2 separate regions of the Homo sapiens genome follow, and region 1 is linked to region 2. The links are chromatin loops, found by intact Hi-C in ENCODE. Cell type or tissue: B cell. All regions are shown on one strand.

Evidence for each region. Hi-C counts contacts between places; a loop is a spot of excess contacts. Peaks named below come from ENCODE experiments on the same cell type or tissue, not always from the same donor. Only the 100,000 strongest peaks of a DNase experiment are listed, where the experiment ranks them.
Region 1: a loop joins it to region 2, with 12 times the contacts of the local background. A loop is called at or near these places in 6 of 110 quality-filtered maps.

What each region holds. Positions count from the first base shown.
Region 1 is chr1:151,994,103-151,999,102 of GRCh38, reverse strand. No RefSeq gene overlaps it. Among named protein-coding and RNA genes, the nearest start is that of S100A10, 2.7 kb to the right of the region's middle. RefSeq lists silencers at 1-130, 4,817-4,946. In B cell, CTCF peaks have their summits at 1,933 and 2,132; DNase peaks (open chromatin) are centred at 2,112, 4,702 and 4,962; H3K4me3 peaks cover 621 bases; H3K27ac peaks cover 581 bases; H3K27me3 peaks cover 604 bases.
Region 2 is chr1:151,442,038-151,447,037 of GRCh38, reverse strand. POGZ (pogo transposable element derived with ZNF domain) reads left to right here. Exons shown (of 19, transcript NM_015100.4): 2 at 4,833-4,957. The coding sequence starts at 4,834. Among named protein-coding and RNA genes, the nearest start is that of POGZ, 15 kb to the left of the region's middle. RefSeq lists a silencer at 2,951-3,060 and an enhancer at 2,811-3,105. In B cell, CTCF peaks have their summits at 2,797 and 3,001 (motif pointing left); a DNase peak (open chromatin) is centred at 2,997; H3K27ac peaks cover 1,255 bases.

The DNA of each region.
Region 1 (5,000 bases), 550 kb before region 2:
ACAGCTTGATACACATCAAGAAACAATGACACTATGCATTTGCTAAGACCTGTGTGAACTTTGCTTCATAAGTATCTAAAAGAGTGACCAGGGCAGTAAGTAGTTCTGCTCAAACAATGACACTATGCTGAGGTGTCATCAGTATAATAGTGTAATTACTACACATGCAAATTAATCCTTTCAAATGTGCAGCCAAAAATACTAGCACTCAATACCAGCACTTTGTTAAGGTTATGCTGTAGCAAATAAACATTCAAATTCCAAGGTTCTTTCTCACCCACATAGCTAGTCCAATGAGGATGTTCCTGCTCAGCAAGTGATTTTCCTCCATACAGTGATTCAGGTACCCAGGCTCTTTCCAATTATGACTCTTCCATCCTTAGAGCCTTGGAGTCCTGTCAGGTGGAGAGAAAGAATATGGGAAAGTCACCTCTTTACTGCCTTGGCCTGCAAGTGACACATATCACTTCCAGTCCCATTGTGTTGGTGGCTAGTCACATAGTCCTACCTAGGGGTATGAGGTGGTAGAAATATAATCCCTAGCTGAGCGGCCAAAACTCTACACAATGAAAAGAGGAACACACATTTCTGGTAGATAGCCCACCTTCTGTGCCACAGCCACAAACCCAAAAAAGTTGAGGGTAATAGGATTTTGTGGCTGTGCCACATGGAGAAGTGGTAAAATTCCCAATACTGCCTCACTAGTGGATCAATCTCTCCAGCTCCCAACATTTTGTACATTGGAACCTACTTCAGCCCTGGTAGAAGATTTGAACATTGCTTTCTCATCATTTCAGAGACCACATGGATGGGGCCTCTGCTCTCATTCCTCCAGTGGCCATTCAGTTGGCTACCCTCCTGCTAAGACACTATCCTTGCTGGGCAGCTCAGGCTTAGGCACTGGTCCCTGATGCCATCAGTTTTCTCTAGGGAAGCAGAGCTGGCTTCACTGAATGCATGTAGTTGACAAGGTATAACTACTTCCTGGAGAAAGAACTGCCTGGGACCCCTTTTCCTAGAGAGACTATAAGCATGGCTGATACTTGAAGCTTTATGGACCTGCTAGTACACAGAGTCATTAAGAAACCACATGAGGCCAGGAAGAGCAAGGTGTGCTGACCATTTTCATCACTGTATTCCCAGTACTCAGCACAATGTTTTAGAAACCCTGCAGCATCCTCCTGGAGATGCACCCACTAGGGCCTTAGAGTTCTGCTGGCAGATTGGAGAAGAGAGAAAAAAGAAGACACAGTACAGTACAGTTGAACAGTTACTTGTCAAATAAAAAGGTGAAAAGAATGATTTAAATGAATAAACATATGATCTTGATAAATATTTAGTAACATAGGAAAGAGTAAGAACAAAAGGAAAAAGTATGGGACAAAAATAGAAACAGTCATGTGTCGCTTAATGATGAGGATACGTTCTGAGAAATGTGCCCTTACACGATTTCATCCTGCAATCATCATAGAATGTACTTGTACAAACCTAGATGGCATAGTCTACTACACAGCTAGGCTGTATGGTACAGTCGAGGACTCTGAGGCTACAACCCTGAATAGCATACTGTAGGCAATTGTACTACAATGGTAAGTATTTGTGTACCTAAACATGGAAAAAGTGTAGTAAAAATATGGTATAAAAGATTTAAAATGCTATACAAATAGGACACTTACCATGAATGGAACTTGCAGGACTGGAAGTTGCTCTGGGTGAGTCAGTGAGTAGTGAGTGAATGTGAGGGCCTAGGACATTACTGTACATTACTGTAGACTTTAGAAACACTGTACACTTAAGGCTACACTATGTTTAAAACAGTTTTTCTTTTATCAATGATAAATTAACCTAGCCAGATGCAGTGGCTAATGCCTATAATCCCAACACTTTGGGAGGCCAAGATGGGTGAATCACATGAGGCCAAGAGTTCGAGACCAGCCCGGTCAACATGGTGAAACCTCATCTCTACTAAAAAAAACAAAAATTAGCCAGGCGCTGTGGGACATGCCTGTAATCCCAGGTACTCGAGTGGCTGAGGGACAAGAAGCACTTGAACCCGGGAGGCGGAGGTTGCAGTGAACAGAGATCACACTGCTATGCTCTAGCCTGGGCGACAGAGGGAGCCCCTGTCTCAAAAAACCAAAATAATAATAACAAATTAACCTTAGATTACTGTAAATTTACGTTATAAACTTGGAAATTCCTTTTTCTTTCCTTTTTCTTTTTTTTTTTTTTTTTGAAATGGAGTCTCACTCTGTCTCCAGGCTGGAGTGCACTGCCACAATCTCGGCTCACTGCAACCTCCGCCTCCCGGGTTCAAGCGATTCTCCTGCCTCAGCCTCCCAAGCAGCTGGGAGTACAGGTGCGTGCCACCACGCCCGGCTAGTTCTTTCTCTGTAAGATGGGGTTTCACCACGTTGGCCAGGATGGTCTTGACCTGTTGACCTCGTGATCCGCCCGCCTCGGCCTCCCAAAGTGCTGGGATTACAGGTGTGAGCTACCACGCCCAGCCTAACTTGTAAATTCTTTAAATGTTTGACTCTTTTGTAATAACACTTAGCTTAAAGCACACATTATACAACTGTAGAAAATATTTTCTTTCTTTATATCCTTCTTATGTAAGTTTTTTCTATTTTTAAAATTTTTATTTTTTTTTAAGTTTTTTGTTAAAAACTAAGACACACACACACAAAAAAAAAAAAAAAAACTAAGACACAAACACACGTATTAGCCTAGACCTGCACAGGGTCAGGATCATCAATATAACTGTCTTTCACTTCCACATCTGGTCCCACTGAAAGGTCTCCAGGGCAAAAACACACATCTCCTGTGATAACAATGACTTCTTCTGGAATACCCCCTGAAAGACCTGCCTGAGGCTGTTTTTTAAACTTTTTTTTAAGTTTTACTGTTTTTTTAATAAGTAGAAGGAATACACTCTAAAATAATGATGAAAAGTATAGTGTAGTAAATACATAATGCAGTAACAGTCATTTATTACCATTATCAAGTATTGCATACTACACATAATTGGTATGTGCTATATTTTTATACAACTGGCAGCACAGTAGTTTGTTTACACCAGCATCACCACAAACACATGAGTAAAGTATTGCGCTAGACAGCTACAAGGTCACTAGGCAACTGGAATTTTTTTAGCTCTATTATAATCTTATGGAACCACTGCTGAATACATGATCCATCGTTGGCTCAAACACTGTTATGCAGTGAATGACTGTACTTAATTTTATAATCAGTATGATCACAATTATGCAAATATTTGTTACATATGCATAAAAAGACTAGAAATATGAAAATGTTTATCTTTGGCTCATGTATTTATAAATCATTTTTTATACATTGATATATTTTCCAAGCCTTCTAAGAATGGAATCTTTGTACAGATTAAAAAGTTACAATAAGTGTTATTGTTGTTTTTAAATTTCTACCCAATGTTGCTTCCTGCAGAAATTATTCTGTGACCACTCCAAGAGGACTTGGAAGCCCCTCCTCAGTGTTCTCCTAGTATCCAATAGTATCCTCTACCATTCACTAAGCACACTGGATTTTAATTGTTTGCTTATCTAACGCCCAATACTTGGAACTCTTCAGAGAAAGAGACTGATTCTCTAATCCCTGAATTCCCAGGCCTACCACATACACTAAAGCACTCCTAAGGTCTGTGGACCAGATGAAGAAATCAGATGAGTAGGGGTACGCAAACCCAGGCATTCCCATTCTAAACCCAGTCGCATTGCAATCCCTGCAACAAAAGGGATCCGAGATTTCCTCCACTGGTGACTGTGACCTGGGGACTGGGAAGTACTGTATACAGGAAGATCTTGAAGAGCTGTCCCCTTGAATAGTCAGCACCAGGGTTGCACGGAAAGTAATAGCTGAAATCCAAGTTGGGTTTTCCTGGCAACAGCCAATATTAGTCAGAGGTGGCACTTGGAGGATTCCCCAGGTCTGCTCATTCCTTTAGGATCATTCATTCCTCCCAAGGCCTCCCTTGGGAACAAAGGAAAACCCCAGAGTTTGGGATTGGGCTCTTTTCCACCAACAGCTGCTAGTAGTTTGTATTTAACCCTGAGTCACAATTAAAATAAAAGAGGGCGGGCGGGGGAGGGGCGAGGAGTTGGTAAGCATCCCCTAGGAAACACTTAGGTTTTCTCTAAATTTATTCCAGAAAATTCTTCTAAAGGACTTTTCAAGGACCACAGCATACTGCCTTGGAAACTTAGTTTTTAACCTTTTTCTTTTCTTTTTTTCTTTTTTCTTTTTTTTTTTTTTTTTTGAGACAGAGTCTCACTCTGTCACCCAGGCTGGAGTGCAGTGGTGCGATCTCGGCTCACTGCAACCTCTGTCTCCCAGGTTCAAGCGATTCTCATGCCTCAGTCTCCTGGGATTACAGGCGCGCATCACCACTCCCGGCTAATTTTTGTATCAGTAGAGACAAGGTTTCACCATGTTGGCTAAGCTGGTGTTGAACTCCTGACCTGAGGTGATCCGCCCGCCTCGGCCTCCCAAAGTGTTGGGATTACAGGCGTGAGCCACCGCGCCCGGCCAGTTTTTAACACTATTAGCCACACTGAAACTGAACTATTGATCAAGTGACGCCACACAAAGGGGTAAATCCCCTGTTCAACAAAGGGTTTGTGACGCCCCTGGGTGCTGACAAGCCAAACCGCACCCTCCCTGCGGCACCTCGCGGGCCGGTGGGGCGGGAAGCCCGGCTTCTGGGGAGGTGCCGCCCCTCCACTGGCGCAGGCCGCCGAGACCCCCAGACGGACCTCCTAGGGCTAATCTGATAGTGCCTCTGAGGTCGATAGGACTCCACGTGCCACTCCCTGCAGGGTCATCCAGCAAGTAATTCCTAGACCCGTAGGTGGCCGCAGAGCCGGTTACCTCTGGTTCTGCGCCAGCGTGCCCCACCCGCAGGACGGCCGGGTTCTTTGATTTGTACACTTTCTAAAACCAAACCCGAGAGGAAGGGCAGGCTC
Region 2 (5,000 bases):
ATGAATATGATGTTTTAGAGATTTGTTTCAATATAATACAGGGAAGTGGGGGCATAAATGAAGGAATCCATTTTGAGTTGATAATTTTTGAAACTGAGTGACGAATACATGTCTAACTTTTTTATTCAATTAAAATTTGTATCATTAAAATTAGCAGAAAAGGAACCACTACAATTTTGATTCAGAGACTCGTATGAAAATTTGCCTGTTCACTTGTTGCAGTATGATTCCCAAATTTACTGCCCATCCAAGTTTTCCTTTTTTTTTTTTTTTTTTTTTTTTGAGATGGAGTCTTGCTCTATCGCCCAGGCTAGAGTGCAGTGGCACGATCTCAGCTCACTGCGACCTCCACCTCTCAGGTTCAAGCGATTCTCCTGCCTCAGCTTCCTGAGTAGCTGGGATTACAGGCGTGTGCCACCACACCTGGCTAATTTTTGTATTTTTAGTAGAGATGGGGTTTCACTATGTTAGCCAGGCTAGTCTCGAACTCTCAACCTCAGGTGATCCCCCCGCCTCGGCCTCCCAAAGTGTTGGGATTACAGGCGTGAGCAACCGCGCCCGGCCGTTTTCCTCTTGATGTAGCACTGTATTCACTATGGGCTGGCTTTAAATATCTGAAATTCGCATTTCTGTTTGGCAGTTTTGAAATAAAAAATGAGAAATTAAAATGCCCCTTAAGGATTACATTTCAGCATAATTTTTTTAGTGTGATAAGTATCCAATCCTTCATAGCAAGAAATTAGGGAAGAGGGAATAAAATTCGTTTTTTTTTTTTTTTTTTTTCCTTATGAGAAAGATTTGGTATGGAAGGAGGTTAAATGTGTGGAATGATAGTTTGGGAAGATCTTTTTTTTTTTTTTGAGGGCACATTTTCAGAATCTGGATATACATGTTAACACTGCATATTTAGTAATTACTGTCTTCTTTGTTCAAAAACAGTTGAAAGGCTGCCCTTGCCCATGATCGGGGCTAAAAAAAAAAAAAAAAAAAAGTTGAAAGACGGTATGCCATGGATCACTTGAAAGACCACAGAGAATGGTGGTGTTTCTTGAGAATCTTGGTAGAAATATTAAATACTGCATTTTATTATGTTAGTATAAGATTTCCTTTTGATAACTAGAAAACTACAAGAAGGATCTAAATATGAATTTTCTATTTTTGGTTTGCTGAATATTTATATTAGGTTGATATATCTCTGTTGTATCTTTTAGACCCTGAGTTATAGATGCTGAAAGTGAAAGGAATTGATCACATCCTGAGATAGCAGAGTGTAGGTCAAAATCAAGGACAGTTTTGAAAAATTTGGCTTCAGTGTCTTTCAGAGATGCTTTGTGTATAAGTCTGTGAAATATGTTCAGTCAGCAGACCTAATATTTTCTGAGTTGACAAACCTTATTAGCTAACTCCATCTTCTATGTTGTTTAAAAAAAAATGAAAAATATTTCCCCATAAGTTGGATTTTCTTTTTTTTCTTTCTTTTTTGTCTCTTTCTTTTTTTCTTTTTTTTTTTTTTTTGAGACAGAGTCTGGCTTCTGTTGCCCAGGCTGGAGTGCAGTGGCGTGATCTTGGCTCACTGCAACCTCTGCCTCCTGGGTTCAAGCGATTCTCCTGCCTCAGCTTCCTGAGTAACTGGGATTACAGGCGTGTGCCACCATGTCCGGCTAATTTTTGTATTTTTAGTAGAGGTGGGGTTTCACCATGTTGGCCAGGCTGGTCTGGAACTCCTGACCTCAAATGATCCACCCTTCTCAGCATCCCAAAGTGTTGAGATTACAGATGTGAGCCACTGTGTCCAGCCAAGTTGGATTTTCTTTTCATTTTGAGTCTTTTAATTTACATTGGATATCTTGGCAGTACTCATACCTAAGGAGAAGAGATATTTTTCTCACTTGATTAAAAAGTAGTTAGGACATAAACATCTTTCTTTGCCATCTTTTCAGATCTACCCTTTTTGGTTATTTCCATTTGTTTTTTATTTTATTTTGTAGGGATGGAGTATTGCTCTCCAGCTCTCCAGCTCAGGCTGGAGTGCAGTGGCACCACTGCAGTTACTGTAACCTCGAGCTCACTGTAACCTCGAACTCCTGGGCTCAGGCGATCCTCAATCCTCCTACCTCATCCTCCCTGGTAGCTGGGACCACTGGTGTGTGCTGCACGCCTGGCTAATTTTTAAAAAAAAATTTGTAGAGATGGAGTCTTGCTGTGCTACCCAAGCTGGAGTTCTTTCCATTTCTCTCAGAAGGTCAAATGGAAGAAATTTCAATATTCTTATTAAAATTCATTGCTTTATAAAATAAAGAACTGAAACTCTTAAGGTATTGTAAATACTTAAGATAAAAGAACACCCTTTTGGGTATGCTATTAAAATAACCACAGGCATGACATTGAAAACCACAATTTGTATTCTGATAGCTCTTCATATTCCAAATCAAAGTTTTCATATGTGTGGAGAGTTTGCTTGTAAGTGGTCAGGACAAAAGTAGGTCCTTGAAAACCATCGGCAGAGGTTATTGTCCACAGTTTATATTCATTCTGCTGGGTGTTGGATATTTGCGCATTAATTATCTGTTGACTAAGCTCTCAGAAAGTTATACAGCAAAGAACAATGGAATAAAATTAAGTATTTAAGGAAAAAGTTTTTGAAAATATATTTTGTAGTGGAATTAGACTGGAAAACAAAGGCATGTGTTGTCTTTGTCTCAAAGAATACCTGTGATATGGATTTGATTTCTTTTTAATTCAGTTTCTGGCTAGTATTGTCTTCATATAATTAAGCCTGAAAATAAGAGAATTTAAGTAAGTTGATCCCTTAGATCTTTTTCTTTCCTCACCCCCTTTGTGGCTTTGGTTTAGAAAGACAGAAATAATTAAAATAGAAGATTAAAGACCAGTTAGAATCCAGTTAAGCACTTTACCCATTAAAACCCAGAGTGCCCCTGGCTATAGCTGACTCACTGGGGCACTGCAAGATTGTTTTCAATTTTCAAGCGAAACAATGCCATCTGTTGGGCTTCTTGCAAACTGCTACTGTCAGGATGTATAGCCCTAACTAAATACTCAATAAACAGAATGGTTAGGTTGGTTGTTTGGTTTTGGTTTTCGCTTATGGATGTAGCAGCAGAATTACTAAGACACTAAGGACACTTAGAGCCTTACAGTAAAGGCTTTGTTTGAACATTGAGCAGTAATAGTACTCCCGTTCCAACACAGAGAAACTGACCCTTAGTAAACTGTTATTGGAGGGCAGAATAGCATTAACTCTTTGTTTGCAATGCAGAGATACAGACTTTATTTATTTGTTTTTATTTATTTTTATTTTTTTTGAGATGGACTTTCGCTGTTGTTGCCCAGGCTGGAGTGCAGTGGCGTGAATTGTGGCTCATTGCAACCTCCACTCCCATGTTCAAGCGATTCTCCAGCCTCAGCCTCCCGAGTAGCCGGGATTACAGGCATGCACCACCACGCCCGGCTAATTTTATGTTTTTAGTAGAGATGGGTTTTCTCCATGTTGGTCAGGCTGATCTCAAACTCCCGATCTCAGGTGATCCGACCTCAGGTGATCCGCCCACCTCGGCCTCCCAAAGTGCTGGGATTACAGGCGTGAGCCACTGCACCCGGCTCAGACTTTAATTTTTTAAAGGGACATGTAATTTAGGCAGTGTTTTCAAATTAAGGGTTGACTCCGAAATCACAGTGGAATGGCCTCCAGGATTTCCTAGACTAGACGTACAAGGTAGTAGTAGGACTGGGACTAGAGTATGACAAGTAAGGTTCTCATCTTAGATGCAAAATTTAAAGGAGTACAGAGAGGTTCAGTAATCATAATAAATGCATTTTAATGCATCATTTTAAAAGATCAATATTAATGCAGAACAATCCATAATGAACAGAATATCTATTTTAAATAAAGACTGAATCCGATCCTGCACTTGCTTGACTCACCTCACTGTCCTCATCCTAACCCTGGCCCTGGGTATTACACATTAAACTTTTTGTTGTTGTTGTTGTTTTTGAGACGGAGTCTCTATTGCCCAGGCTGGAGTGCAGTGGTGCGATCTTGGCTCACTGCAACCTCTGCTGCCCGGGGTTCAAGCAATTCTCCTGCCTCAGCCTCCCAAGTAGCTGGGATTACAGGCGCCTGCCAGCGTGCCCGGCTAATTGTTGTGTTTTTAGTAGAGATGGGGTTTCACCATGTTGGCCAGGCTGGTCTTGAACTCGTGACCTCGTGATCCACCCACTTCAGCCTACCAAAATGCCGGGATTACAAGCATAAGCCACTGTGCCTGGCCTAAACTTTTATAATCCTAATTTTTTTTTTTTTTTTTTTGAGACAGAGTCTCACTCTGTCCCCCAGGCTGGAGTGCAGTGTTGTGATCTTGACCCCCTGCAACCTCTGCCTCCTGGATTCAAACGATTCTCGTGCCTCAGCCTCCCAAGTAGCTGGAATTACAGGGGTGCACCGCCACGCCTGGCTAATTTTTGTATTTTGAGTAAAGACAGGGTTTTGCCATGTTGGCCAGTCTGGTTCTCTAACTCCCAACCTCAGGTGATCCACCTCCCTCGGCTTCCCAAAATGTTGGGATTACAGGTGGGAGCCACCATGCCCGGCCTGTAACCCTAATTATTAAATAATTTGCTGTGGAATGGATTCTAATATTCAATAATAGAAGTTGTAATTCTGAACCCTTGGAAATGGAGGAAGGCTAGAGGATATGATAAAGGAGTCCAAGGAGGTAGGTTACCAATGGAGTCAAAGTTCTGATTTCATATTTGGTATAAAGCAATATCTCCTATTCTTAGGCCCATATCTTATTTGAATGTTTTTCTTATAGCATGGCGGACACCGACCTGTTCATGGAATGTGAGGAGGAGGAGTTGGAGCCATGGCAGAAAATCAGTGATGTCATTGAGGACTCTGTAGTTGAAGATTATAATTCAGTGGATAAAACTACCACAGGTAACAAAAGCTCTTCTGATCTTAGATGGTTTAAATTAATTAA